Linked DNA regions of Mus musculus: regions 1 and 2 are each linked to region 3. A link is a loop called in an ENCODE intact Hi-C map of the cell type or tissue named here. Cell type or tissue: left cerebral cortex. All regions are shown on one strand.

Region 1 (8,000 bases), 770 kb before region 3:
GCATGGTCCTCACTAGTACAACAGCAGTGTCTTACAGACATATGTAAAGGACAGGTCCTTAAAATACTGGGGAAAGGGCTAGAAGGGAAGAAAAGGTAAATAAAAACAAACAAACAAACAAGGCAAGATGTCTAGTAGAGACAACACTCAAACCCCCTCAGTTTCTCCTTCTAACTTTCTCCTCAAGCGTATGGTTGTAGACACCAGGAGTGTTAATGCAACTGGATGGTGACATCATCAGGCCTTCCAGCTATAAAGGATGTGAGTGTCTAGGTTCTTGCTGCTTTCTGCTGAGTGGGGGCTGAGCTGGGGTCTTGGAATGGAAAGGGCCTGACAAGCCATCTGTGGGCTCTGCAGAGGGGCCAGTTTGTCTTCCTCTCAGACTGCCTGCAGCTAGCTAACTAAAACCTTGGGAAGGGCTTCTGAGCAGAGGACTACAGTGGGGAGAAGGCTTCTGGAAGGGACAGGGAGCAGGAGCGGTGTCAAGTGAACCTCAGTTACAGTTTCATCTTCTTAGGTCAACACAGAAACCAAAGGGTTGAAAGTGGAAGTAACCAAGAGCGGAGGGAGCCCTGATTACCATGTGACACATCTGGATAAGTGTCACTTCACGATCAATGGCATTCAGGTTGGACTTTGCAGTGAAATCATAGCGGGTTCATGGGCCGCCTGTTTGACAGTGGCCACTGCCTTCATTGACAGGGGGCTTCCAGTGTAATGTAAGATGAGGCTGGTTCCAAATGCATAAGAGGTCAGGAGTTTTGAGCCCCTTCATGCAAGAAGTGAGTGGCCTTCCTGAGGGACCACGGCTGTGGGCAGGGCCAGCATTTATACTCTGTGCTTTGTCTAGGTCTCTTGTCTCTGTGCCTCTTTTCTGCTGAGGTCCAGGTTCTGTAGTCCCTGAGCACCTCCCTGGATTGGGTCAGGAAGGGCAAGTCCAAAGAAATGAAATCTGTCTTTTTCCATTTGGCAGTTTGCAAAAGTCTACTAAAACGAAATCGCCTGATATTACTTCTCTAGGCCATGGGCAAACAGCCAGAAGGGGGAGATCTGATTATCTCCTAAACTCTGCCTTGCCCTCTCCCCTCGCCGGCGTTATCTGTGAGGAGCAGGAACCATGATCCAGCCACTCCTCTCTTCCTTTCCAGACCCTTCTCTCATATCCCTGCAGCTTGGTCTCTGCAGCTTTGAGATGTCACTAAGCCTATTCTTGAAGCTGCATTCTTTTCTCAGCTTCTCACCTTGTCCCCTTTGCCCTCTGAGTGGGTTCATTCACTTAGGAAACTGTATAACCCATTATCTGACATCCAGGACTCTTCTGCAAAGTCTCGGCAGAGGCACAAACCAAGAATTCTTGTGGTGGTTTCCATGTTGGGAAGGGCTAGATTATACATGTCTGGGTACTCTGAGGTCTCGGAAAGAACTGTCAGCACTTTCCCATCTATCAGGATTTATATTTTTATGATCTCAGCTTTGAATTTAATGTGGATGAAGGGACAAAATTGGTTTCAAGTCTCACAGGAACCTTGACCTTTAGTGTGAGGAGTTTACTGAACCAATTTATTAAGCCTCTCCATTTCTATATTTGGAAAGAGGATTTCCCAAGGAAAGTGATGGGGGTCCTCTAGTTTGTACTGAGCTATGAGATAATCACTCCATAGCCATCTGGTAGCTGTGGCAACCATGTAGCCATGGGTGAGTAGTAAGGGCTTCTCTCTGCAGTTTAGTGGAGACAATGTAGTTGAGCTGGGTTCTGCAACTAACTTGACTGTGCCTTTTGGCTGGCTGCTGGTGTCTGAGTCCTTTATATCTTGGTAGTACATTCCCTTGGCCTTATCTATCTGTGATCAAAAAGATCTTAGGAATCCCTTTGGGTAATTAAGTGTTGAGGGACTATCGAACTTTTAGATTCATGCTTCACTCCCCTGTTCTGGGTGTCCACCATACCATGTTCCTTACATGTTTGGGTTGTGGTATAAACTTCTAATTTGACATGAGATAGTCTAGATGTTGCAAATACCATGACAGTTGAGTTTCAAATGTTTTTCTCTATTGATTAAAATGGCACTGGATGCAAACCTGTATTTATGTACTTGACACTACATTCACCATTTCTCTCAGTTCTCCTTTCCTTAGTTTTGTAGTCTGAGACTGTCTGAGAAGGAGCCAGATTGAGCTCAGCCATTCCTGAGGCAAGCTTATTGGGAATGGTGTCCTGCAGAGAAACCCACAACGCTGGGCAGCACACACCAAAGATGGTATGCCCAAAACACTGAGCAGCACACACAAGGGGCACACACAAGGGGCAGTGTCAAGTAGAGACATTCATGACACAGCAGCACACACCAGGGGCAGTGTCCTGCAGAGATATCCATGATACTGGGCAGCACACACCAAGGGCAGTGTTCTGTAGGGATATCCATGATATTGGGCAGCACATGCAATATGGTGTCCTGTTAGGTGCCCATGACACTGGGCAGCATATGCCAGGGGTGGTGCCCTGTAGAGCTGTCCCTCATAGTCTCCATTTGTTTGTCAGAATAAGACAGTCTCCTTGAACCCCACTTTCTCCCATCAGATTGATTGTCTTATGGAACATCTATTCACGAAGCAGGACTCCACAGGTCACCTGACACCACTCATGCCCCATGGTAAGTGTAGCTCTGAATCCCATTGCATTCAGGTATCATAGCCATCCATATCCCCTTTGATCATTTATTGGACTGATGGCTGCCTTTAGTGGCTTTCATTTGGAAGCAGTCATCAGTGGGTAGAATTATAGGACTTGACTCCTGTATTCACCTTGCTCCTTCTGTCCTCCATGTGGGTCAGTTCCTTCAGGCATTGTTGGGGTTCTCTCTCTGGTGCATTGCTTCAGGGCTCCAGTCTGCACTGGGCTATGTCAACATTTTCTAGCAATCTGGTAAGGTCAGCTTATAGGTCCTTCTAGCTAGGTCTGGGGAGGAGCCTGAAAAACAACCTCTTAGGAACTTGCTCTTCCCAGTATGCTGCTGAGCTCACAGGGCCCACAAGGTGGCGCATGAGCTGCAGCTATGGAAGATGGCTGTGGACACGTAGTTTTCACACAAGGAAGTCAGAATGTCCATATGGCTGGCCTTTTCTCTCACCTCACGGTTCCATGCTTAAATATTTCCATCTTATATCTGTCCCTAGGTTTTTCTCTTGTAAAAGCAGGCTCGGTTTCCTGTGGTTTCTCTAATAAAGCAAGTGGAAGTTGTTTAAATTCTTGATAACTTGATTTCATCCCGTGGACTCCAGCAGGCATTGAATTTGTTTTTAAAGCCCTACTACCTTAAAGTGATATTCTCTAGTGTTTGGAAAAAAAATCTCATGCTCAACAAAGGATTGTATCTAGACCACATAGGGAACTCTCAAAACCAAAAATATACAATTCTGAAGGGAGCACTGCCGTCCATGTGACCTTATGAAAAAGACATTTAAGTGACTTCCAGATCTGCAGATGAGATGGTTACAGGACAGGGGAACAGATCAGTGGTTATTGAGCAGAGCGGGGTGGGAGGCAAAGGTGTGGCTGTATGTGGTGGCATCGGTGCACCTTGTGATGTTTGGCACAGTTGAATATTAACTTCAGGGAGCTACTGTATGGAGCTATACTTTAAAATGTTCTAGACACAGCTGAGCTTGTGTAGGGATATCTGAACATGCTCTGGGGATTTCACCAGTATCCAATCCTGTTGTTGATGTGGAGTGTTTAAATAAGATGCTATCACTGGGGGAAACTGGGTGACAGTTTCCCTGTAAAGGTTTTGCAACTTCCTGTAGCGTTTTTTTTTTTTTTAATTTGAAAATGCTTAACTACAGAAGTATGTGTGTGTGTGCCCAAACCCTACTTTCTGAGCACATTTCAATATACTATACGATTAACTATAGCTCTCATTAGATGTCTAGACTTAGTCATTCCACATAACTGAATTCTGTGTCCTTTGACCAGAAATTTTTCAAAGTAAGCTAAAAAAAAAAATGTACTGGAGATGAAAAGAATTAAGAAAAAGGTTTACAACAAAGCTGCCATGGTGAGAAAGACACTGGGCTGGGCCTACCATTGCTGGGTTCAAAGTCTGATATGTCTGCAACAGGCAGATGGTCCTGATCAGTGCACTTCGGACCCATGGATCTTAATTGCCTGTTGATACCAAGCAGGTTATGGCTATGAGAATTTTAACTTTTTATAAGGGGACTCAGTGGACTCAAGGAGCTGTTACCAGGAAAAACACTCTCCACAGCCTTGAGCACAGTCAGCATGTGGTAAGGGTTTGCCCCCATGCAGCTGACAGCAATTAAATATTTCCAGCTAGCTAAAATGAGAGGGGGCTTACAAGTGTCCCTCTTACAGACAAGGAACACATATTTGAGATTACTAATGAGCCTCACGACATGTTATAAATGTGTACTGGAAGATCACACAGTGACCTGTAAGTATGTACAATCGAAGTTAAAACAAATATAGGTGGGCTGCAGACAGCTCAGGAAGGAAAATGTATAAAATGAGACTTTGAGTTGGGACCTCTAGTGTATGTGTAAGCAGACAGTTGTGGCAGTGCACACCTGTAATCCTGACACTTGGGAGGTAGAGGCAGGAGGATCCCTGGGGCTCCCTAGCTGGCCAGTCTAGCTGAATCAGTGAGCTGAAGGCTCACAGAGAGACTCAATTTTCAGGGAATAAAGTAGAAAGTAGAGGAAGATACACAAAGTCCTACACCTGATTTCACATACATATTCCTTATGTGCACACACACATACACACACACACACACACACACACACACACACACACACACACGCGCGCGCACACTTCCTCACTATTGAGGAAGACACCTGAAGTTGACCATGTTCATGTATATCCATGAATACATACACATGTATACTGCCCCAAGCACAAATGACACAAATATATGTTATGTTATATGACACAGATGACACAAATGACACAAATATATGTTATGTGCTGGTTACTTTTTGTTAACTTGACATAAACTAGAGTCACTTAGACTCTTGACATAAACTAGAGTCACTTAGAGTACCTCAACTGAGGAATTGCTTCCATCAGACTGTCCTGTAGGCAAATCAGTGGGGCCTTTTATTGATTAATGATTGATGTGGGAGGGCCCAGCCCACTGTTTGTGGTGTCATCCCTGGCCTGGCGATCCTGAGTTGTAAAAGAAAGCAGGCTGAGAAAGCCATAGGGAGCAAGTAAGTGAGCAGCACCCCTTCATGGTCTCTGCTTTAGTTCCTGCCTCCAGGATCCTGCCTTGAGTTCCTGCCTCCAGGATCCTGCCTTGAGCTCCTGCCTCCAGGATCCTGCCTTGAGTTCCTGCCATGACTTCTGTTTATGATGAAGCTGTTATATACAGATGTTATATATAAGCTGAAATAACCGCTCTCTTCTCATGTGACTTTGAGGAAGTGTCTGTCACAGGGACAAGAGCAACTAGGATGAAGTTGCTATCATGTGAACCTGTGTTCACATATGGAAACCCTGTTTATTTTCACATAAAATTTGGCCATGTTTTTAGACTTTTTACCAGACCATTTGGAAGTCATTCATTTGTATGTGTGTGTGTGTGTGTGTGTGTGTGTGTGTGTGTGTGTGTGTCAGTATACAAGTATAAGCATTCTACATGTGAGCTACATCCAAGCCCAGGCTTGTTCTTTTCGTAGCAACTTGTTTACAGGGATAAAACTAAGATAATGTCCCACCACCTTCAGAAAAGCTTCCTTTCCAAGGAGAGAAGAGAGAGAATGCTCAAACTTATTACAAAGTTTTCCCGACCAAACCACTGTCACTGGAGACTTCGTTCTCTGTGTCCACTGTGGAAAGCCAAACTCATCAACAGACTTGAATTCTGGGTTTGGAAATCCCTCTTCCCACTCTCACTTGAAGACATCCTCTCCCTAGACCTGTTGAATTTCCCATTTTCAAGATTGGGGTTTTGTGGCTACTCCAAGGTTATCTTGTTGCTATTTATTTATATTTATTTATGAGATATTTATTTATGAGACAGGGTTTCTTTGTGTAACTTGCCCTGGCTGGCAAGAATTCACTCTGTAGACTAGGCTGGCCTCAAACTCAGAGATCTGCCTGCCTTGCTTGGCCTTCCCAGTGCTGGAATTAAAGGTGTGTACTACCAAGTCAAGCTCTTGTTATTTTTGCATTCTGAGCTGAACCATGAAATATTTTCCTTTTCTATTGAAAACACTGCCAGGCTGTAAAAAATTGAAACTCAGGGACTGCAAAGCTAGTAATTGGTCCATTCTCTCTGCTCATAACCCCAGCATGGGTCCACTCTCCTCTGCTCTCACTACCTCCCGCCCCAGCATGAGTCTACTCTCCTCTGCTCTCACTCCCCCTACATCATGGGACCACTCTTCTCTGCAATCACTCCCCCCCACAGCATGGGTCCACTTTCCTCTGCTCTCACCACCCACACCATGAGTCCATTCTCCTCTCCTCTCACTCTGCCCCCAATGGGTCCTCTCTCCTCTGCTCTCACTCCCCCTACAGCATGGGTCCACTCTCCTCTGCTTTCACTCCCCCCACAGCATGGGTCCACTCTCCTCTGCTCTCACCACCCCCACCATGAGTCCACTCTCCTCTCCTCTCACTCTGCCCCCAATGGGTCCACTCTCCTCTGCTCTAACTCCCTCCCCCCATAAGTCCACTCTCATTTGCTCTCACCAACCTCCCTTGGGTCCACTCTTCTCTGCTCTAACTCCCTCCCCGATAGATCCACTCTCCATGGCTCTCACTCATCTCTTCTAGCATTTCCTCCCTTCCAGATTCCCATGTTCATTTACATGTACTTTTAGCTCTTCTATGTCAACAGAGTCCTACCTCCAACTCTGCAGAAATGCATGCACATTTGCAGGTTATTTACCCTGTGAGCTGATAGAAGCCCCTACTGGATGAAGGGAATGCCACCCACTAATTATTCACATGATATGAAAAAAAAAAAAAAAACCAGCGCTTGTTAGCAAGGATGCCACTTAGCCAGTTGGCTTGTGTCTTAGTTAGGGTTTTACTGTTGTGAACAGACACCATAACCAATGCAAGTCTTATAAAAGACAGCACTTAATTGGGGCTGGCTTACAGTTTCAGAGGTTCAGTCCTGTATCAAGTCAGGGACATGGCAGCATCCAGGAAGTCATGGTGCAGGAGAGGCTGAGAGTTCTAAATCTTCATCTGCTGCTAGTAGAAGACTGACTTCCAGACAACTAGGGTGAGGTTCTTAAGGCCAGGTCCACAGTGACACACCTACTTCAACAAGGCCATACCTCCTAATAGTGCCACTCCCTGGACTGATCACATACAAGCTATCACATTTCACTCCCTGGGTCCCTTAAGCCTGTCCAAACACATGAGTTTATGGGGGTCATACCTAAACATAGCATAATGCAAAATACATTTAATCCAATTTCTAAAGTCCTCATAGTCTATATAGCAGTCTCAACAATATTACAAGTTCAAAGTTCAAGGTCTCTTCTGAGATCCATCCAATGTCTTAATTTGAATCCCCAAAGCAAGACCGGAAACCAGCTATGAAAACTTCAAACTCTGCATCTCCATATCTGATGTCAAAGCAGTCGTTAGATGTTCAACTCCTTTTTCATCTTTGTTGACTGCAACAACCTTCTTTCTCCTAGGCTGTTTCCACTCCCTGTTAGCAGCTTTCCTCAGCAAATAGCCCATGGCTCTGGCATCTTGAACATCGTGGCATCTCCAAGGCAACTTCAATGTTACAGCTTCTTGTTTCAATGTCTGGGATCCACACATGATCTTCTGGGCTTCTGTAAAGGACTGGTGTCACTTCTGCAGCTCTGTCCTCTGTAGCTCTAAGCTCAGGTCAATCCCCTCCACTGCTGCTGCTGTTCTTGGTGATCATATTACTGGCATCTCCTAATACACTGGGGTCTTCTGCTGCAAGTAGGCTTCACCAACAGCCTCTCATAGGCTCTTTTTA
Region 2 (8,000 bases), 600 kb after region 3:
ATGCTTTTTTTCCACTGTATGGTTTTAGCTCCCTTGTCAAAGATCAAGTGACCATAGGTATGTGGGTTCATTTCTGGGTCTTCAATTCTATTCCATTGGTCTACTTGTCTGTCGCTATACCGGTACCATGCAGTTTTTATCACAATTGCTCTGTAGTACAGCTTTAAGTCAGGCATGGTTATTCCACCAGAGCTTCTTTTATTCTTGAGGAGAGTTTTTGCTATCCTAGGTTTTTTGTTATTCCAGATGTATTTGCAGATTGCTCTTTCTAATTCGTTGAAGAATTGAGTTGGAATTTTGATGGGGATTGCATTGAATCTGTAGATTGCTTTTGGCAAGATAGCCATTTTTATTACATTGATCCTGGCCCCTAGCAAACACTGAAGCGGATGCTCACAGTCTTGCAAACTTTATATGCCTCATTACAGGGGAATGCCAGGGCCAAGAAGTGGGAGTGGGGAGGGGAGTGGGGGAAAGGGTTTGGGGGACTTTTGGGGTAGCATTGGAAATGTAAATGAAGAAAATACCTAATTAAAAAAATAATTTAAAAAGTAATAGTTACATCAAAAAAAAAATCTCAAAGCCCACCCTCTGTGACATACCTCCTTCAACAGGGCCACACCTCCTAATAATCTAAATACTCTACCTACTAGAACCAAACACTCAAATATATAAGCATGGGGTGGAGGCGTCTCATTCAAAGCACCACATCATCCATACAGGTGAACTCCCAACCTCAACCCACAGCAAAATGAAGTAGGCAAAGGACACCTGCAGGGAGACATAGGAAACACCCAGCATGCCCTCATATGACACCAGTAATTTGCCCAGGAAATGCTTAATACATATTGATGGACAGTGGACTAATATGAAGCCTGTATGGCTAGATGTGTGATGGATGGATGGATGGATGGATGGATGGATGGATGGATGGATGGATGATGAATGCATGGAGATAAATAGATAGATAGATAGATAGATAGATAGATAGATAGATAGATAGATAGATAGATAGATAGATAGAGTTGTAGGGATTAGAATAGATGAGTGTGGGGTGGATGGGTATGTGGATAGATGGATGGGTGGATGGATGGATGGATGATGAATGCATGGAGATAGATAGATAGATAGATAGATAGATAGATAGATAGATAGATAGGTATAGTTGTAGGGATTAGAATAGATGAGTGTGGGATGGATGGGTATGTGGATGGATGGATGGATGGATGGATGGATGGATGGGGTGGGATGGGTGGATGGGTGGGTGGATGGATGGGTGGGTGGATGAATGGGGTGGATGGATGGGTGGGTGGATGGATGGGGTGGATGGATGGATGGGTGGATGGATGGATGGATGGATGGATGGATGGGATGGGATGGGTGGATGGGTGGGTGGATGGATGGATGATGGATGGATTAGGTGGATGGGTGGATGGGTAGGTGGGGTGGGTGGATGGGTGGATGGATGGATGGATGGATGGATGGATGGATGGATGGATGGGGTAAAATAAGGTGGGATGTGTGGAGTAGGGTGGGGTGGGTGTTTGGGTGGATGGATGGGTGGATAGGTGGATGGGTGGATAGATGGATGGGTGGATAAATGGACAGACATTGTGATAAATAGATAGGCTTTTGCTACACTAAACTAGCATACACAGAGGACTGCCATAAAATTGGCTCTGCCACTCCTCAATGGATGCTTTTACTGCTGCATCGTTAACTGTTGAATACAGAGCCCACAACTGCCAAAGCATATACCAGCTCTTCACACGCCCTGACAGCCAGCCCTGCTGTATATCCAACCCCACTAATAGAAAAACAAAATAGAAGCATACTTCAATCTTGGTCCTCAGTGAGAGAGAAACTACTGCGAGGCATTAAATAGCCATCTGTCTGAATGCACTACGTCTCTATTTTCTACAATGCACTCAGCTGCATAGATAGTTGCATGGTAACTCTAGAAAGACCCAGACAGGACTGTGGACTTCCCTGCAGGCAGCATTGTGCTCAAAGCTGTCCTCTACTACAACACATCCCCTTAAAAACAAATTCCTTGCCAGGCAGCGGTGGCACACGCCTTTAACCCCAGCACTTGGGAGGCAGAGGCAAGTGGATGTCTGTGAGTTCAGGGCAGTGTGGTCTACAAAGCAAGTTCCAGGACAGCCAAGATTATACAGAGAAATCCTGTCTCCAAAAAAATATCCCTCTCACAGTATGTTCAGTCCCAGCTTGATGCATGGAACATCATCATTGCTTTAAGATGCTGGAGTTAAGTCTCAGCTCTCTGTGTCATAAGATCAGTAGACTTTGTCCTCTTCCCCCTTTATTGCCACAGGCTGTCAGAGCTGTGCCAGAACCTGAATACCACAATGTGGCATGGCACATTAACCCCTATGAGAGAGACAATGCCCATTCATATTTTATGGCAAACAATGGACTAATCAAGAATTCATCCACTGCTCACCAGCAAAGGCCTCCTTGCTCTGATCTGATGGCATCTCCTTAGCCAAAGTGCAAGTGCCCCTTCCACATGCTCACAGGCAGAGCCTGCTCCCCTCTGGAGCTAGAGTTAAAGACCTGCTCATCCAGCCCCCATCCTACCTGTGAACCAGTGACTAGCCATGAGTGCCTGCATTTTTTAAGTAGGACTCTGCTTTCTACAGCAACTGCCCTGAGTACTGTGTGGGCGACTCTGAGTGGACATCCACCTTTAGGATAGAAAGACTGTCAGAAACCTTTCCAACTTGGGCCTGGTGGAACAATTCCTGCAAGGGAAGGTGCTGAAGCAGGAGCTGCTCTGCCATTGAGGAGGCAGTGACATGAAAACCCACTCTCAACATTCACAAGTGCATCTGCAAAGCGGGCTTGGAGGAGCGCTCAAGGCTGATGAGATGGCTCTGTAGGGGACAGCACTTGGTGCCCTTCCTGAGGACCCAAGTTCCATCCCCAGCACCCACATGGTGGCTCACAACCATTTGTAACTCCAGTTCCAGGGAACTAGTGCCCTCTTCTAGCCTCTGCAGGCACCAGAAAAGCACATAAAATAAAAGTCAAGGAATCTGGAAATTTACCTGAAGGAGATAAAACTTCAAATAATGTTGATAACAAGTTCAACAAAGCTGTTTGCATCAAAAGAATAAGAAACATTCCATACTGTATCCAGGCACATTTGTCCAGAATATTTAATGAGATGAGGATTCACCAAACAAGCTCTATACTTCGATAACTTATGCACCTGTTACTAACATGCAAACGAACAGTCAATATGGATGGAAACTGCTGAGAGTCAGATAAAGTCATGAAACTGAAAAGAAGCAGGGGAGAAGCAGCAGCATTGCTCACAAGAACCATAGCTTCCTGTTACTTGTAGATGTGACATCGCTATCACATACACACGACTCTCACATGCCTCTCTGCCTTTGGCGTCTTGCAGCCACACCAGAGTGCTCCATCCTTTCTGTGCCAGCTCCACCCCAGCTCTCTCAGAAAGCTTATACTTCCCATCTTGCTTTGTCCTCTCCCTGAAATGCCTCCCAGTTTGTCTACATTCTTCAGCACTGCATCAGTCTAGCAAAGCATCTGCCCATTCAAAGGACACTGATTAGGGGCAGGACTGGAAAGAGAGACCTATAGTTTGATGAAAATTCCACCTAGTTATACAGCATATTTTGTTATATCTATCTACCACTATCTCCCTCCAACTTCCCATCACCCCCTAATTCCATACCTTCCTTTCTTCTTGTTTCTGATAACCCCTGAGTCTGATTAGTGCTGTACAGACACGCATGCTTATGTGGCTATTCACCAGGGCGTGAACTACTTATTATCAGTTATATCCCCAAAGGAGAGTGACTCCCTCAGTAGCCTTCAGGTGCTAATAGTTTGTGAGGCCATGGGTCCTCTCCCTGGTCCATGCTGGATGTTGGTTGGCTGGATCTTGTGCGGGCCTTGTGCAGGCAGGTACAGCTGCTGGGAGGTCAGCATTCCACAGCTCCCCTGTCAGCTCTCTGATCTTTCTTCCCCTCCCCTGCGCTCCCAATAGTAACATAAGGCTACTCTGAGCATGGTGGTGTTTTCAGGTTTGGGTAAAATCCAGCATGTGGCCTCAAACTGAGTTCACCGAAGCTTGGGAACAGAGCCATCATCCCCAATCCTGGCTATGTCTTCCTTAAAGAATGAAGAAAAAGAACTGAGCCCTCATTAGCCCAGGTTTGAAGTCTCTCCAGCTTGGTTCTCTGAGGATCCTCTGCACTGTCCCTCACTCAGGACTCCTTCTCCCTTGCCCTCACATGCCCACCTCTCTGCCAGGTCCTCCTTCTCTCAAACAGCCAAAGTGTAAGCTTTGGTAGGACTATAACGTGAAACTGAAGTCAGTAGAGCCCCAACCAGAGTATGTAACATCCTTCCAGACTGCCAGGCCAACCCCAGTGACCCTGCCTTCGGTTTTAAGAGCCCAGCTGGTGGGGGATAGGTGCTGAGCATTATATGACTACCCATAAGGACATTGACCCCACATGTGAATGACCCCATTTCAGAACCCCACACCTACACACACTGACTGGTGTACGCAGAAGGGGTGTAGCCATCTTCTGGTGTTTGTTGGCCCTGCTCACACTCTTGTTTGTGTTCTCAGGGAATATTACATCACCATGGTGAAATGGGCCACCAGCACCAAGGTCGCTGTGACCTGGCTGAACCGGGCCCAGAATGTGTCAATCCTGACCCTCTGTGATGCCACCACGGGTGTCTGCACTAAGGTACAGTACTGAGACAGAGAAGGGGGTAAAGGAATGGCCATAAAATAGAAGATGCCATCCAAATCCTGCTGGAGAAATGTGAAGCCTAGCTTAGCTCTGTCATTGACATTATGTCCAGCCTCTGGTTTGGTGCCACCTGGTGGACAAGTCAGATATTGCTACAAGATCGGGGTTGGGGGGGGGGGCACTTCAGAAGTGTAGCCATTAATCTCAGGGGCAAGGGTCTGTTTCCCTTCACACTGGCTGCTCTCCTGGGAATACTGCTCTCCCTGTTTTCTGTTGCTCAAGAGAGGAGGGGACTTGGCCAGGACCTGACCCTTTCTCTCTTGCAACACTGTAAAGCCAGGTACCCCAGCACAGGTAGGCAGGTCCAAGCAGACCTGCAGTGTGTCTAGGAACAGGAGCATCCCAGGGCATCCTTTCTTCCTGGCCAGGGCAGCAGACTCTCCCCCTGCCCTACAAGCCAAGCTTCTACAATGCTGAGCCGCAGCCCCAAGAAAGTCACCTTGTATTGAATTTAAAAGACCAATTGACACTCTAGACAGACCTTCTAGAAACTCTTTTTTTTTTCCCTAAGTTTCTATTTTATCTAGCAAGAAAAACACCAGGCTTGCCTATGCAGGTTTACTGAGAGCTGTGAGCCCTACCCAACAGCTCTCAGTACGCTGACCAGGAGGTTCCCTAGGAGGTTGCAATGACCTGCTCCTGCCTCTGACACCTCAAGTTGGCCTGACATTTGCCTACCATTACTGGAAGCAATTCTGGGTGTTTCTGATGGGCTTGCTGGAGAAAAAAAAAACTCAGGCAGAGCTCAGTGCTGGACACCACTGCTGAATGTCCAAACCTTCTCTGTGCCTGTCCTGCTATGCCCACCATGCATGCCACTGCCACCCACAGTCAGGAGCAGCACCAGCCTGGTGGCATCTCAGGTGACAGCAACCAAGCAGAACACCATTTGGTGTCCAGGCATGATTGGTTTGTGTACTTTCATACACAGCTCTGGAGAGCAACTTCCATATGTGCCTTGCCTCTTTTAACTGACTTTGTTTCCCAGAATTGCTTCATGAAATTATAAACTGCAGTTTTGATCCACATTTCTACTAGCAAGCATTGTACGCACTTATGTGCTCGCGTGCATACACACACACACACACAGAGTTCCAAACAGTGCAACATCTGAGCCTTCTGAAGAAGCAGCCTAACAGGACACACAGCTCAGTGGTGCCTGCCTGAGGACACTTGTGCTAGGATGTGAGCCACAAAGAGGGATTACTGCCACACTGAGAAGCCCTGGTGGCCACTGTGTTCAAGGGCAGCTGCCACGTAGGTAAAATTAAATCATTCTATGTACAGTGCACACAAACAAAGGGCCCTTTCTAACAGTCCAATTCTATTTCAGAAACATGAAGATGAAAGCGAAGCCTGGCTCCACAGACAGGTAACTCCACATACCAGCCTCGCATTCTCTCCTCACCTTGACAGGGGTGGGTACCATGGTTTCATACAAGGAATCACTTGGGGAGTCCCACCTGGGATCATCCAAGCGCATGTGCTACTCTGACTGGGACAGTGTAAGCCCAGCCCTCTTCATCATCCCGAGAAGCTTGTCGGGCCCTGCTGTAGAAGTCAAGTTCCCTGGATGACACTTTCCCCCAAAGACAATGATGGGATAGATCTCATCTCCCAGTCAGACGATGTATTTGGTGGCCTGAAAATCGTGAGCCCAGAAAAGCCCACTATTGACCAGATGAGGCCTACAATGACTAAGCAGATTAAAGTGTGGTTGGTACTCCATTTATTCTTAGGCATGTGACCTCCCTTGGAGAGATATTTCCTCAGAAACTGGTCAGCAGAATCATCTCTGAGATTTTGTTTTCCATTCCATAACTCAGGCTCTGGGAGCTGAAGATTACAAGGTTAGGGGTTTGAGGTATGGCTCACTGGTAAACTCTTAGGCGAGCAACATGCCTGAGACCCTTGGCTCAGTCACCAACACTGAAACAGCGAGGTCGGCCAGTCCATGGAGATCAGGAGGTGCTGAAGAGTTGGCTCCATGGTTAAGATGCAAACTGCTCTTGGTGAGGACTGGAGCTCACATCCCAGCCCCAGTACGTAATGGTCAAAACTGCCTGTGTCTCTAGCTCAGGGGATCAGACACTCTCTCGGACCTCTGAGAGCCTCACACTCGTGTGCACAAACCCCTACACAAATACACATCATTTTTAATTAAAATTTTAAAATTAAATAAACTTTAAAACTAAGAGCTCTCGGGAGAAGCCAAGGCAACCCACCTTTGATACAGTTTTTTGAATTACTGTACTCAGAGAGTGACCCCCCCCCCCCAGCACTGGTATGTTCTAATGATTCTATTGTCTCGTTCCACACTCTTGTGTTAGAAAGAACAAAGTTCAAGGAACTTACTTCTCTTTTATTCCACCCGAGGAAATAAAAATATCTTCAAATCCTGTAAGAAAAATCAAAACAGATTTGAATCCAAAGAGTCGTTGCAGAGAGGGCTCGGGGTGTTGCTCCGAGGCAGAGCACTTGTTTTGTGTGTACAAAGCCCCAGGTTCTATCCACAACAAAGTAAGAAAGCAGAACTGTGACTAAGAAATCCAGGCATTTGTTTTTATTGACCTGAAAGATTCTATCCATGAAACTCCACCTATCAGCAGCAGCCTCTGTGGTATTTACTTCTTCATTGCTATGAGAAAGCACAATGACCAAAAACAACCTCTGAATGATATTGGTTTATCGTTTCCAAGGGGATAAGCATTCATAAGGGTGGTGGGGCATGACAGCCAGCGAGAGGGGCATGTAGCAAAGACAGAAAGCTGAGAGCTCATGTCTTTAAACACAAACACAAAGCAGAGAACAGACTGGAATGGGATAAGGCTGTGGCTTTCAAGGTCTGCCCCCAGTGTCATACTTTCCCAGCAAGCTGCACCGCCTCCCAGACACCACCTCCCCTGAGGACCGATGGTTCTTAATCCAGAAAATGCGCTGAGTGCCAGCATATTTCTCTCTCTCTCTCTCTCTCTCTCTCTCTCTCTCTCTCTCTCTCTCTCTCTCTGCTTCTGGCTGTGGATGCAATGAGATGAGCTGTTCACACCCCCACTGCCTAACTGTTCCAACCATGATGGACTGTACTGTCAAACCAAATCGGAACAAACCCCATTATCTCTTAAGTTGTTTTTAGTGAGGGTATTTTATCACAGAAATTTTAAAGTAACTAATACATAT
Region 3 (8,000 bases):
AAATTACCCCTGAATGCAGCTGATTATACAAGAAGTTACCCAAGTCTTGGTTTTATACTAATGAACTGGAGTTTTGTTGGTCCACAGTTTGCTAGGCATAGAAGATGCTTTTTCTCTGTGCTTCCCAACTGCATGGCATGACCATAGCCTAGGAATTGGGTCCAGGTCCAAGTGGCAGCAGCTAACAGGGGACAAGTGTTCTTATGGTGAAAAGGTCAGCATCTGCCTGCAGCATGCTCATGCATGCGTGTCAGTCCCAAGGTCACTGGGTCAGGCAAAGGTCATGGCCCCCAAATTCTTGTGAGTGAGAGGATATCCACTAAATAATATCCCAGCATGTAATGGTTTTGAGTATGGGAATGGTGGCTTGCTTCAAAGATGAATCACAAGGCTAGAAATAAGCAGCTTACAATTGGAGTTCTGTGTATTCAACTTTGCTGAGGTCTCTTACTTTCTCCCCAAGCCCCTCTTTTCCTCAAATTCATAAAGAAGTGGAGATAGGAGATTAAAACTTTACTGGTTTTTATTGAGTTAAAATAAGTGTTTTCCTTTGAAACATATTGATATTTAAGTATGTTGAATAGTTGAGACCTAATTAAATTCCCACTTTGCCTTTAAGATCTTTCTGAGTGCAGAATTTACCAACTCCTTTGTGTATATGCACTGTGCAGTCCCTGTTTGGAATCTGTGCAGAGCCTACAGCCCAGGTGATCCTCAGTAGCCATCCTGCAAAAGTGGACAAGTAACCTAGCAGAAGGGGGTTGGTGACTCAGAGTTAAGAGCATGATTCTCCTGTATGTTTTAGCACTGTATCTTGTGGATATCCACATGTTTGTTTCATTTGTCCCATATCTAGAAGGTCAAAGTGCTGTTATCTGGAAGGACAGATGCCTGATGCCTCGGGAGAGAAGCTCTTTCAGGGTGTGCTACAGTGGCCACTTTATAGCACCAATATCAGTGGTCAGAAGGGGTAAGAGTCTTGGAGGTTCCGTTGTTGTCAGTTTAAAACATCTGTAGCATCTGCTGGATTGGCTGATAGCTCATGCTTGTTTATGGGGTCTCATGTTCGTTACAGGGATCAGTGTACACAGAAACAATCATGAGGCACAACAGAGAAAAGAGAGCAGGCTGACATTGGTTTTAAACAGTAAAAAGGAGTGCAAATCTGTACATGAAATAGCCCACAAATAAGCCAGAATATGTTATCCATTCACCACAGTACAGTTTAAGCCTCACATCTGTCCCTCCTAGGTAGAAAAGTTTGTCTCATTCTTTTCCCTGGTTCTTTTAAGAGTTTTATAGTTTAATGTTTGTATTATACCTGTTTCTCTCTCTCTCTCTCTCTCTCTCTCTCTCTCTCTCTCTCTCTTTCTGTCTCTCCATGTGTGTGTGTGTGTATGTGTTCTGTAACACACTTGTGGAGCTCAGAGCACAACCTATAAAAATCAGTTTGTAGAACGTGGAGATTAACCTCAGACTTTCAGGCTTGGTCGTAAATACGCCCGTGTAGCTGCTGAGCCATCTCAACTGGCTCACAGTTTTTATTTCACAAATGAGATGGTCAAAGCCAAGTTGAGCAAAGGAGCTTTGACCTGTTTCCTTCTAAGACTCCAAGATCCAGTCAAAAGCCCTCTGACTTTATTTTCCCTCATAATGCTTCATTCCTTACATTGTTGGGGAGGGTTTCCCAGAGGTCAGACTTGATTAATTATGTGTGATAAGCAATAAGTTTATCATTTTCTAAATTCCCATTACCTCACTCACAGTACCGTATTAACCTGCTTAGTCTTGCCCAGGGAATGATGCAGTGCTGCAGTCTCTACATGTACTGTGCAGTTTGTGTGCCCGGATTTAGGGGAAGACTGGGTCTGCAGGCACTTTGTCATAAGTTCATGGCTTCACAGTCCCTTAAAATGGCCCTGTGTGCTCTGTGCTCCCTACGGAGGAGAAAATGACTATGGCCAAGGTCTCCACTCAGCTGTGTGCCTCCATCAGTGTACCAAGGGATGCTCTGCACACACACAGCTCTCCCTGACCTCTGTTTCTTTCAAGCCAGCCTGGCCAGGCTCTGGCTCCTCCCCCACCCCTCCCATCTTCTCCATTTCTCCTGTTCATGCTCCAGATTTGCCTCTCTGGACAGAAAATGTTACTTTAATTCCTTCTCTGATTATAAGTTTTTATGGCTTTTTGTTTTAAAATATGTTTAAATAGGAATAATCTGTGTTTTCAGAGTAACTTGAATTTAAACTTTGACAAAAGTTGAATATTTGCAGATTCATCAGAGAAAATAAATCTCGAATGTCAAGACACACACACACACACCCTTTCTATCAACTTACTGAACTCATCATTAATACATGGTTCAATCTTGGGGCTGGAGACGTGGCTCACCTGTTAAGCACACACTGTTAAAGAGGACCTGAGTTGAGATTCAAGCACCTCTATCAGGAAGCTCACAACTGCTGGAAAGTCTAGCTCCAGGAGATCTGACACCTCCAGTCTCCAAGGGCACCTCATTCGTGTGGACATACTCATGCAGAACACATAATTACAAAAAATATTAAAAATCCTAGCTCTTTAAAATTCTATTATTAATTCACAATGGTTAACAGGCACTTATCTATAATGTTTTGGATACCATAGCCTATATGATTTCTACATTTTGCATAAGTGTATTAACATTATATAAAAGGTTATTTCTGCTTGTGTAAACCTGTACATGTGTCCTTCTTATATAATAAGGAAGACCAAGGGACATCCATAATAGTAATGTTAGAATCCTTGACTGCATTGGACATGAACCCTTGTAAGGCAGGACTTGCCCTTCCAAGGTGCTAGCAGAGCAACCTTCCATGTAAAGAGCTGGGAGCCAGGACTTCCTAGATGGCACTTTTAGTTTAATGTCCTTATTCAGTGGTTATTGTGAATGTGGCGTGGTGGGAGTAGCGGCTGGGATGCAGCCCCAATCTCTTCCTATTTCTTTTTAAAGGGAAATGTCTCTCATGTGCTTTAGTAGCTGTTTATTCGTGATGGGCTCAACAGCTGCAGAGAACAGGATGGGCCAACAAAATTCTATGGAAAATGAACATCCACATTGAGAGCTTGGGAGAGAAAGGCTGGAAGGAATGAGAGGCAGTTACAGCAGAAAGCTAAGCTTAAACAGGGCAGCACAACTTCCTCCACCGAGGGTTCTGTAAGGCTCTCTCCAGGCTTGAGCCAGGGAGGGTCTGAGGTCCTAGGCCTTCTGAGTCACTAACTCCCCTATGATTTAAAAATTCTCAGTACTGACAGGGAAGCTAGGAAGGCTCATAGAACACCACGGGGTAGTGGGCAACATCAAATGGGCTCACTGTGTTTGTAGGTGTGGGCGGGAGGGGCTGTGTGTGTGGGGGGGGGGCTGTGTGTGTGTGTGTGTGTGTGTGTGTGTGTGTGTGTGTGTGTGTGTGGTGGGGGCAGCTATGACTGTGGGCAGGTGCTAGAATTCCTGTGAGTCTCTCCAAAGTCCCAACCCATGGTGATGCTGGTGTAAGGAATGAGCTAGCTTATCGCAGCTCAGCCTCTAAGGCCTGGATCAGGGGACAAAGAAGGAGGTGGAGCAGCCAAAAGCCAGTAGTGCCCAGAGGCTCAAGAAAAACAAGGGTTCCAGAAGCCTACAGGGAGGAATCCAGGATGCAAGTAGAGGGAGATGCCAGACATGGCCTAGACTAACAGTCAGACACAATTTGCGCATCTCTCCACACGAGGGCACTTGAGCACGCTCGAATGCACCAAATGAGTTTGTTATTGGAAGCCCTATGTGCTGCACAGCGTTCAGTGTCAAAGAGCCCCTCTCACTGCATCTCAATGTCAAAATGGGGTGGAACAAGGTTTGGAAAGGTTGCTGACTTCCAAGCGCTTTAGCGTTTCCCCTGTATTTACACAAAGACAGGCAGGCTGGAGCCAGACATACTCTGGGAAGGCCTTGTTCATGAGGCTTGAAATAAGCCTAACCAGGAGTTCTGTTGCCTGTTCTAGACTTGCCCTTCCCTTCTTCAGATGATCAAAAGAAAATATATCTTTTTTTTTTAATAAAAAAAATCTTAGGTGATGAAGGAAGGTGGGTCCGGGAACAAATGTTTCCCTGAGCCTACACTTTACAGGCCTTCCTTCTTTTCAGTGGCTCCTCCTATGCCCTTCAACTGCATTTCTACCCAGGCTCTCCAGGGTCTTTGTCAAAGTTAAGCAAAGCCCCAAATCCAGAAGAACATTACTAGGCGGGAGTGCCTGTCAGGCACTGGAAAACAGCTGTGCCCTGCAACCCAAACTAGATGCTATGGGAGCCACGATCCGGAAGCCCCGGGGCCCCAAGGCAGTTAAGGTTTCTTTGCTCAGCTCTGGCCTCTTGTAATGCTGTTCTCTCTCGCTGGGACACACGGCCTCCAGTCCATCTATGAGTGCCCCAGCCCTGAACCCCCATCCACAACCCAACTGACATGAGAAGGAGTCTTCCTGGGACTGGAGCTTCCCTGGTGCCACCGCTACAGCGGGAGCTGGCTACCCTACTGAGAAGGAAAAGGAGGAGCTGTAAGGGGCCGGGCGGGGATGAGAAGAGGAGCTGGTATCTAGTTGGTGCCAAATAATGGGGTCTAGACATGTCCCCTCCCTTAGTGTGCTTCTGGTATCTTGCTTTCCTCTTTAGTGAGGCCGAACATGGCCATGGCGAGGACTTAAAAAAAAAAAAAAAAAAGCAGAAAGAGAAAGCGATCACTCCGACCCTTGGCTTCTGCGCTGCCGGGGAGGGGGCGGAGAAGCTGAGCCAGGCAGAGTCGCTCAACACCCAGGCGATTCGACTCGCGTGTGGCGCGGAGCGGCCGGGCTCGCCTTTCTTCTTTCCCCACCGCCTCCTTTTCCCCCTTCTCGCTTTTCTGCTGGAGGGGGTGGGGAGTGGAAAGAGAGACAGAGAGAAAGGAAATTTTTTTACGAAGCATCCTAACCAGTGAGCCAGCGCACGGCGGCCCATGGCTTCGCTGTACCAAAGGTTCACCGGCAAGATCAACACCTCGCGCTCCTTTCCGGCGCCCCCGGAGGCCAGTCGCCTTCTGGGTGGCCAGGGGCCCGAGGAGGACGCGGGCCCGAAGCCCCTTGGGCCGCAGGCGCAGGCGGTGGCGCCCAGGGAGCGCGGCGGTGCTGGTGGCCGGCCCCGGTTCCAGTACCAGGCGCGGAGCGACTGTGACGAGGAGGACGTAAGAGCATCGTGGTGGGTGGGTGGCGGTGGTGGTGGGAGCATCGGCGGGATGCACGGGCCTGACTACTCCTCAGGGTCTCTGGGTCCCCTGTGCCAATCTTTGCGTTCCTTCCTGATGTGCCAGATCGTGCTCAGACACTCTCCTTGGCTCCTGATCTCAGTCATCATAGTCCAGAGCAGATCTTTGCGGTGGTGGCCAGGAGTTGGTAGCAGGAAGGTTTTTGGAGCTGCGCCTGCTGGGATGTGGACTATGCTTGGAATTCACTAGATGTCTGTTTGTAACGGCAGCCTGCTGTGGTTCTCAGGGAATTAGATGTGTGTATGCGTGGAGTTGTGTTTTTAGTTTAATTTTCTGCTTTATGGCTCGGGGAACAGCTAGTTCAGGCTGCTTTTCTCTTCCTACCACTTGTCACAGCAACTATCCAACCGAGATGACCCTCCTCTCCTCTCCACTCTGCCCCCCTTTCACTGTCCCCAGACACCTTCTCTCTACACCCAAGGATTAGACCTATGGTGCTCTTATAAAAAAGAAGTCCTGGCTTTAGAGCCCTGGCCTCTGACCCAGACCCAATAAAGCTCTCACTACGCATACTAATTGGGGCTGCATGCCTGTGATCCAGCAACTCAACTTGGACCATGCTCCTTCCTAAAGAAGTTCTCAGAGGGGTCTCTTACTATTGAGGCTGGAAGTCTGAGCTTCAAAGACTGAATTTGCATATTCACCTAGCAATCAAGGATTCTTTCAGGGTAAGAGTGGCCACAGAAATGGGTCAAAGGTCTTGTACTGAGCCCTCCCAGCAGTTGGTACCACTAGGACTTTCAGGGAGTGATTTTCCTGAGACTTGTTCCCAGGGACAGAAGACAACTCCCAGGTGAGTCCTCAGGCAGGCCCTTAAAGACAGCAGTGCAGTATCTGTGGGGTTACTGGGGTCCTTTTTCAGTGTGATTCTGCAGCTCCTGGGTCTTTGCCCAAGCCTTTTAGTCTCCTTCACTCTTGCAAAGCAGGGCAACCCATAACCCTGGAGGAAACAGGAAGTGTGCCCGTGAAACATCTAGGGTCTCAAGTAGCAACACTTCAGTGTTTAGTAATTTTTGGTGCAAAAGATCTGCACAGAGCAATGATGTATCCTTCCATAGGACTGGGGGGTCTCAATTGCCACATCTTACAAGACCAGGGAGGCCATGCTACTGTTAATTGCTGGGTTTGTGGGTTGTTTTATGATGGTATAGGGACTGCCACAGAGGTAACAGGAGTTGGTGGGAGGCCCACCCACAGCCATGCATCATGCATCTTTTTTTTTTCCTGGTCATTTCCAGATTCCCCTTTCTAGAAAAAGATACCACAGACTAATGTCACTCTAGTGGATCAGTTAGGGAAAAGAGACAGATTATTACACTGGTTTAAAGAACTAGAATTCTTTGAGGGTGGTATTGAACAATAAATAATTCTGGATGATTGTATTTACTTAGCATCCTGTGGATATAACTGGGTTGCAATGCAGGCAAGAAACACACACACACACACACACACACACACACACACACACACACACACACTGAAATCTGGCTTAAAAGCTTTGGATTATGGGTCTGGGATGAGTTTGCTTTGCTAAGCAGGCTCTAGATGTCGCTAGCAGAATGGACAGACAATGCTGGGAGCATCAGCGGGTCTCCACCCATCTGGCTTGGTTTGTTTGTTTGTTTTAAAAGATCCTAGCTGAGAGCTGGCAGCTCCCTCTTTTCATTCTGGTGCATAGCTAGAACTGCTTTTCAAGGCAAGTTTGAGGTCAGCATCAGTGCGACAGACATCCACCATGAGAGTTCTGAAGGGTGCCTTCCTCCAACTCAGATACATCAAGTTCAAACACTGTGTTTGTGTCCTGCAAGAACCAGAAACGTGTATGTGCATGCAACCATGCACATGGGCATTGGTCAGGTGTGCTTAGTATTCTGTGGTGTGTATATTTTTTTCCATTATTAGGCTATGATACATACATCCATTTTCTACAAAGCAGCAGTTGTGAGGAATAAAGAAGCATGGGGGGCAGTGCTCATCAGGTGCTTTATCCGTAATACAACTGTCATGTGAAGCGGTCATGACAAAAGAGTAGATTTCAGCTGCTCTTACCACAAAATCAACAAAAATAGCCATGTGAGGTGGTGAACAAATTTGTATACATTCTCATCAACCTTTTCACTTCCTACATGCATCTATAGCATCATGGCATTTACCTCCTATGTACTCAAAGAAGCATTAATTAAGTTTCTGATATAGAGTCGAACTAATGACATAGAGCTAGATGTAGCCTCAATTTAAAAAAAAAAAAACTTCCTTTTTAAAATTTGGCAAAACATTTACCAAAAAACAGAGACACAAATCAAATCATCCTTCTTCCAAGAACTTCAAGAGGCTGCAGTTTGCATGCAATTAAAGGTAACTGATAAACTCTCTTTGTATTTAAAAAACTGCTAGATATATCACGATTGAAGGATCTCATATTACACCTCTACCTCTCCCTGTCTCTGTCCCATGTCCCTCTCCCTCCTCTCCCCCTCCTCTCTCCAAACCAGAAAGCAGATATGTGACTATTTTGGACCACTTTGCTATGCTCACTAGCACATCTGGTTGAGAGAGAGAGAGAGAGAGAGAGAGAGAGAGAGAAAGAGAGAGAGAGAGAGAGAGAGAGAGAGAGAGAGAGAGAGAGAGAGAGAGAGAGAGAGAGAGAGAGAGAGAGAGAGCGCATAAGAGAAGGGGGGGGGAGAAGAGGCTCCTCAT

Evidence for each region. Hi-C counts contacts between places; a loop is a spot of excess contacts. Peaks named below come from ENCODE experiments on the same cell type or tissue, not always from the same donor. Only the 100,000 strongest peaks of a DNase experiment are listed, where the experiment ranks them.
Region 1: a loop joins it to region 3, with 5 times the contacts of the local background. A loop is called at or near these places in 9 of 42 quality-filtered maps.
Region 2: a loop joins it to region 3, with 11 times the contacts of the local background. A loop is called at or near these places in 3 of 42 quality-filtered maps.

What each region holds. Positions count from the first base shown.
Region 1 is chr5:26,279,468-26,287,467 of GRCm38, forward strand. No RefSeq gene overlaps it. Among named protein-coding and RNA genes, the nearest start is that of Gm7361, 26 kb to the left of the region's middle. In left cerebral cortex, a CTCF peak has its summit at 3,032 (motif pointing right); a DNase peak (open chromatin) is centred at 3,038.
Region 2 is chr5:27,647,544-27,655,543 of GRCm38, forward strand. It overlaps Dpp6 (dipeptidylpeptidase 6), which reads left to right. Exons shown (of 26, transcript NM_207282.3): 11 at 4,634-4,757; 12 at 6,157-6,195. Among named protein-coding and RNA genes, the nearest start is that of Gm16058, 98 kb to the left of the region's middle. In left cerebral cortex, CTCF peaks have their summits at 4,895 (motif pointing left) and 5,101; DNase peaks (open chromatin) are centred at 4,792 and 7,847.
Region 3 is chr5:27,044,592-27,052,591 of GRCm38, forward strand. Dpp6 (dipeptidylpeptidase 6) reads left to right here and starts at 4,608. Exons shown (of 26, transcript NM_207282.3): 1 at 4,608-5,222. The coding sequence starts at 4,998. In left cerebral cortex, CTCF peaks have their summits at 3,742 (motif pointing right) and 6,848; DNase peaks (open chromatin) are centred at 3,741, 4,506, 4,919, 5,364 and 1 more place; H3K4me3 peaks cover 1,568 bases; H3K27ac peaks cover 1,438 bases.